Linked DNA regions of Mus musculus: region 1 is linked to region 2. Evidence: chromatin loops called from intact Hi-C (ENCODE). Cell type or tissue: heart. All regions are shown on one strand. Each heading gives the region's core, and the rest is flanking DNA. Links, peaks and the distances in the headings are about the cores only.

Region 1 (2,918 bases), core at 298-2,797, 410 kb before region 2:
TGTGTGTGTGTGTGTGTGTGTGTGTGTGTGTGACATCTGCTACTGTCCACAGCTTATGCAATGCTACAGAATCATACTCAAGCTTTGTATGTGCTGAGGAATCACTCTGCCAACTGAGCTAGATATCAATTCCCTGTATATTTTTATATTTTCCAAAAGAACAAAGAAGCAGTAATAGCCCAAACTTCTTATCTCAGCATTTGGGCATAGAAGCCAAAAGGTCATCACAAGTTCAGGCCAACCTGGTATTAATAGAAAGTTCTAGGCTGACCAGAGCTACACAGCAAAACCCTATCTCAAAAACAACAGCAAAAAAAGAAAAAAAAAGAAAAAAAATAAGAAAAATAGAGAAAAAGGAAAGGAAAGGGGGGTGAAGATGGACAATAAATTATAATTTCTACTCAACTCATTACACGCCTTATTTTAAATGTTATAGGATAAATGCCTAGATCATAGCAGGAACATACACTAATTATAGGTTCAAGTTTTTAAACGTTTGGGAGAACTTCTTAAACTGGGCCTATCTATATTTAAAATAATAATAATGATCACAAAACGAAATGCATATATCTTATGAACCAGCAAGTCAAAATCAAGTCTTTAAAGGTTGCTGGGAAATACTCGAAGAGGGCAAGACTCCATCCAAATGCATATGGTATTTGTGATAAAAAGAAAAAAAAAAAAAAAAAACCTCTAAGTCCCACCTGCCCAGGAACTAGGTAACTCTCTGGAATGCTGGGAATTATAGATCTTGGGAAATAACAAAACCTCATGGGAAAGTATGATGGCCAATAGGTTTCTCCTTATAGGCTCCCTGTAACACGTGACTTGAGGCCATTCTCAGACGGGGAATTCTTGCTTTAGATTTGACCCAAAACAGTGGAGTTGTTTTTTTCTAGTGATTCGCAAGGTTAACAATGGGAGGCTGTGTAGGCATAAAATGCAAATGCTTCTGGGAGAGGCCACATCACAGCCAGCACATGGGAACAAGGGTCTGTAAAATAAACAGCAAACACCAGTCCAGAAATGGATGATACCTTAAAAGATGATCTAAGTAAAACTTTCAGGAGAAGTAGAACAAATGAAAGGCATGCCATTGTCCCAAAAACAATAAAAGTGTATTTCTTTATTCCAAGCAGCTACCACCGTTGTCCCGTGCCTTCGAATACAAAGTAACATTTGAGGTTTTTTTGTTTGTTTGTTTTGTTTTGTTTGTTTGTTTGTTTGTTTGTTTGTTTGAGACAGTCTCACTATGAAACCCTGGCTGGCTTGGAACTCTCTATGTAGGCCAGGTTGGCCTGACACTCACAGAGATCCCCCGCCCTCAGATTCCCGGATGCGAGGATTAAAGACCTGCACCATCACCGCCCCAGACTGTCTTGTGGTGGTGGTGGCTGTGTCTGTTTTACACTGCCCATCATTTCTAGAAACAAGTGATTGCAGCTCCAGCTGCCGGCGTGAGGGTTAAAGCCCGTTCAGGCAGTTGAATCTCTGAAGAAGACAGGGTGCAGTGATTAGGAGGGCCAATGCTATCCCTTCACGCCTTTGGCTTATTCAGGTTGCTGGTGTTGCAAACCCATTTCTTTCCCTCAATGAGGGCGCCATCTGGTGGGAGAAACGGGCAAAGTGAGGCGCCACTGGGGAAATGCAAATCCAAAGTTAATCAAATAAACTAGCCACATTCTGAGAACTCAAAGGCCACATGTTGCTAGTGGCTACAATTCCAGAAAGTACAGACATAGTATCATAGAAAGGCATTGCCTGGGAAGCACTTCAGTTCCAAAGACTTTACAGGTGGCTTTTTGAAAGCTCAGATGCCTCAAAATGCGTGAGCTGGAGAGACTATTCAGCAGTTTTGAACTCTTACACACGATCAGAGTTTAGTCCCCAACAGTCATTCACATGACAGTTCCATTATAGCTCCAGTTCCACAAAATCTGATGTCCTCTTCTGGTCAGTGGTGATTTCAATGGGAGCGGCTCCCATGTTTGAACGCTTAGTCCCCAGCTGGTGAAAGGTTCGACTCAGAATGCAAAGAAAACAAGGTGCTTATAACTGTGTCTTTTGTAACATCCCAGAGCTAGGAAGAGACGATGTCAGAACGGCATCTGTCCATTCATCTTAAAGACCTCACTGAACCATGAAGTCCAACTTACAAAGGCTGACCCTGAGGAGAAAGTAGAGAGATGGACATACTTGAGCACAAGGGTCTCAGAGGAGGATATTCTTTCCTATGAGAGGGAAAGATGCACAGCCATGAAAAGACTGGGAAGAACCTCCTGCCTCACATCCTGCCTTTGGTGGTCCTGGGAAGGGGAGAATAAAAGACTACAGAGGGAATGATGGCATTGTTGTGATGGTGGTGGTTGTGGTTTTGGTTTGCTTTTTCTCTTTTGTTGTTGGTTTTGGTTTTGGTTTTGGTTTTGGTTTTGGTTTTGGTTTTGGTTTTGGTTTTGGTTTTGGTTTTGGTACAGGGTTTCTCTGTGTAGCCCTGGCTGTCCTGGAACTCGCTTTGTAGACCAGGCTGGCCTCAAACTCAGAAATCCACCTGCCTCTGCTTCCCAAGTGCTGGGATTAAAGGCATGCGCCACCACGCCCGGCCGGTTTCTCATTTTTATAGGATTGAATTACATTTTTTGTAAGACCAAGAGAGGGAAACAGGATCTTGAAAAATGTAGGAGACATGGAAGAGGTTTTTAGCAGTGTCATAAATGCTGAGTGAGTAGGGAGAAGGGTAGAGGTGGAACCGAGGCCAGGGTCTCAGAATAAAATGGGAAGGTGCAGGGGGTAAGGGAGAAGAAAGGAGACAAGGAGGAGAAAGATAGAAAGCCACAGGAAGGAGATGCCCTATGGAAGTGTCTCCTACAGTTTGCATGAGGAAAGGGAGGCACTTGCTTGCTGTGGTGGTTATCTCTATC
Region 2 (2,918 bases), core at 189-2,688:
TGAATAAATTAATGTGTTAGGATATTCAGAGAGTAGCTGACACAGCTGGGTTACTGTGTAAGCTTCTTGAAAGAGGAAATGGCTGAGGAGAAACTAAGCATATCTTCTTCTGTCAGTCAAAACATTAGCACTCATGTATCTGAGCCTCCAGCAATAAAGCAAAAGGAACTGCCAAGGTCTAGCCTAATCCAGTGGTTCTCAACCTGTGGGTCATGACTCCTGTAAGGGTTGACAGAACCTTATAATCATAGCAGTAGCAACATTACAGTTTTGAATATAGTTTTATGGTTGGGGGTCAACACAACCTGAGGAACTGTATTAAAGGGTCACGTCATTAAGAAGGTTGAGGACCACTGGTCTAATCCTTTACTGTACTCTGTGCACAGTAAAGGTCTTGCTGCCAGTAATCAGTGTGTGATTTCCTTTACAACGTGTGTATACTGTGTAGCTTATTTAGGGAAATTACTGGTGTTAGTAATTGGGAACTCACAAATAGAAGAGTATCTGGGAAAATGGTAATTGTGATATCCCCACCTGCCTATCCTGTGTACTAGCTGAAGAACAAAAACCCGGCTCTCTAAGTTCACCTATGCCTCCTGCTGAAGTATGCTTTTTTATCCTTTGTATACACATGTTCTCTAACTTTTTAACCATGTGACCTTTCCTTTCATTCCTATAGGATGCACTGAAGGCCCAATTGACCTGGTCTTTGTGATTGATGGATCCAAGAGCCTTGGAGAAGAGAACTTTGAGACTGTGAAGCACTTTGTCACTGGAATCATAGATTCCTTGGCAGTTTCCCCCAAAGCTGCTCGTGTGGGGCTGCTGCAGTATTCCACACAGGTCCGAACAGAGTTTACCCTGAGGGGCTTCAGCTCAGCCAAGGAAATGAAGAAAGCCGTGACCCACATGAAATACATGGGCAAAGGCTCTATGACTGGGCTGGCCCTGAAACACATGTTTGAGAGAAGTTTTACCCAAGTAGAAGGGGCCAGGCCCCCCTCCACGCAGGTACCCAGAGTAGCCATCGTGTTCACCGACGGACGGGCTCAGGATGATGTCTCTGAGTGGGCCAGTAAAGCCAAGGCCAATGGTAAAATGGGATGGAGGTGTGGTTTATATTACTCAAAGTTTGGGTCTTTTAGATTCACAGCTGGTCTTAATGATTGAGCAACCAATAATTGTTGGCTAAGCCATTAAAAATACACCTTGGCAATACTGCCACCTACAGGCCATAATGGGACCCTGGTGATAACTAAATAAAATGGCCTCACAGCCTGGGTAATCGGATTTACCACCTAGTGTGTGAAGTTCAGTAGAGATAATCACCTCAGCAAGTGTTATTTAACTACAACATACAAGTGTTTTAATGCCCTGGTATGTTTCCTCCAGAGTCACCTGAAGAATTTTTTTAAAGATGGATTTCTGGTGGCAACTTTACTGACACTTTTAACTTTTTTTATTTTTATTTTCACATGCATTGGTGTTTTGCCTACATGTGTGTCTCTATGAGGGTGTGAGGTCCCCTAGAAATGAAGTTAGGGACAGCTTTTATCTACCATATGGGTGTGGGAATTGAACCCAGATCTTCTGGAAGAGCAGCACCTAACCACTAAAACATCACCCGGAACCAAGACACTTTAAAAAAAAAATGGAGAAGAGGAGGAAGAGGGAGGGAGGGATTGGGGAGGAAGGGGGAAGAAGGGGATGGGGTGGGGGAAGAGAGAGAGAAGCAAAGAAACAAAGAGGAAAGATTCTCTTTCCAGTTCAGGCTGACCTGAAACACTCGATGTAGCACAGAACAGCTTCAAACTCATTGCCTCAGCCTCCCTAGTACTTGAACTACAAGCATGAATAGATTTTTGATCAAGTCTTTAAGTGAATATTCTGAAGTCATGAAGTCTTTGGATAGAGACCTATGTTGGCAGAAACCTGGCTTTTGAAAAGAACAAAGTTGAATGGGTCCAAGTTCCTATTGCTCCGCAAAGCTCAACTCTTTCTCTGGGGTTTTCCTGACTTTGTGTATTCTACAGGGAGGGTTTGAAGGATGACTTTATTTGCATAGATGTGGAAGAGTGTGGCCTTTGATTCATGAGAGGCCAAAAGCCAGGATGGGTGTTGGAGCTAGTTCATGATGATTATATATGGATTTCATCTGGTGCGATGAGAAGACTCAAGGTCGTAAAGCAGCCTGCTTCCAAGCCAACCTCCTTCAAGTACTGAAGGCGCATTGCTAAGAAGAAGAATGCACGCAGTCCCATGGGAGATTCTCTAGAATCTGTGCCTAAATGGGCCCAGATGTAGATGACTGACAGTTGCTCAGTCTATAAAAAACAGGAGTACTCTTGGATCTATTAGCAAACTCCATCCTCCCTCACAAAATTGCTGATGGTTTCCAAACCATTTTTTTTTAATGAAAGAGTCCATTTTATAGGCTTTTCTTACCTCAGTGTTCAGTCTTTCCCTGACCAAGAGTGAGGGAGCCTTTAGAGTTGTCTATCCCCAGGATCGCCTGATCTTAGTAGTTTATAAAACCGGTTGTTCACTCTAGACTAGCTTGCTAGAGCTCAAGTATAACCCATAAGCCCTGGTAGACTGCATTCTTAAAAAGTACTAGGCAAGAGTCTTTTCCTCCCAAAACAGTAATTGTCCTTTTATTAGATTCATTGAAACTAACCCACCTTACATTTCCACATTCAAATTGCTTCAAATTGCCCAACGACAGCTAGTAAAAGCAGATTATTTAGTTCTTGAATCAGCCAGGCTTATCCAAAATGACATCCTCTTAATGAATTCAGTTTCTCTGGGCGAAACTAAATATGACCTTGAACAAGCAGTTTCCCTCTTGGGAATGCTCCTTTGAAATTTCAGGAAGATATTTTAAGTTTCTTCTTTATCCTGACTGGGAATTCCAGTGG

Evidence for each region. A loop is a pair of places that touch in the nucleus more often than their neighbours do. Peaks named below come from ENCODE experiments on the same cell type or tissue, not always from the same donor. Only the 100,000 strongest peaks of a DNase experiment are listed, where the experiment ranks them.
Region 1: a loop joins it to region 2, with 4 times the contacts of the local background. A loop is called at or near these places in 8 of 42 quality-filtered maps.

The regions. Positions count from the first base shown.
Region 1 is chr15:34,020,576-34,023,493 of GRCm38, forward strand. It overlaps Gm41290 (a long non-coding RNA gene), which reads right to left. Exons shown (of 3, transcript XR_875114.2): 3 at 1,585-2,167. Among named protein-coding and RNA genes, the nearest start is that of Gm41290, 16 kb to the right of the region's middle. In heart, for the core only: a CTCF peak has its summit at 1,615 (motif pointing left); no DNase peak of the experiment used is centred there.
Region 2 is chr15:34,427,755-34,430,672 of GRCm38, forward strand. Matn2 (matrilin 2) reads left to right here. Exons shown (of 19, transcript NM_001358780.1): 14 at 680-1,093. Among named protein-coding and RNA genes, the nearest start is that of Rpl30, 14 kb to the right of the region's middle. In heart, for the core only: a CTCF peak has its summit at 1,236 (motif pointing left); a DNase peak (open chromatin) is centred at 1,067.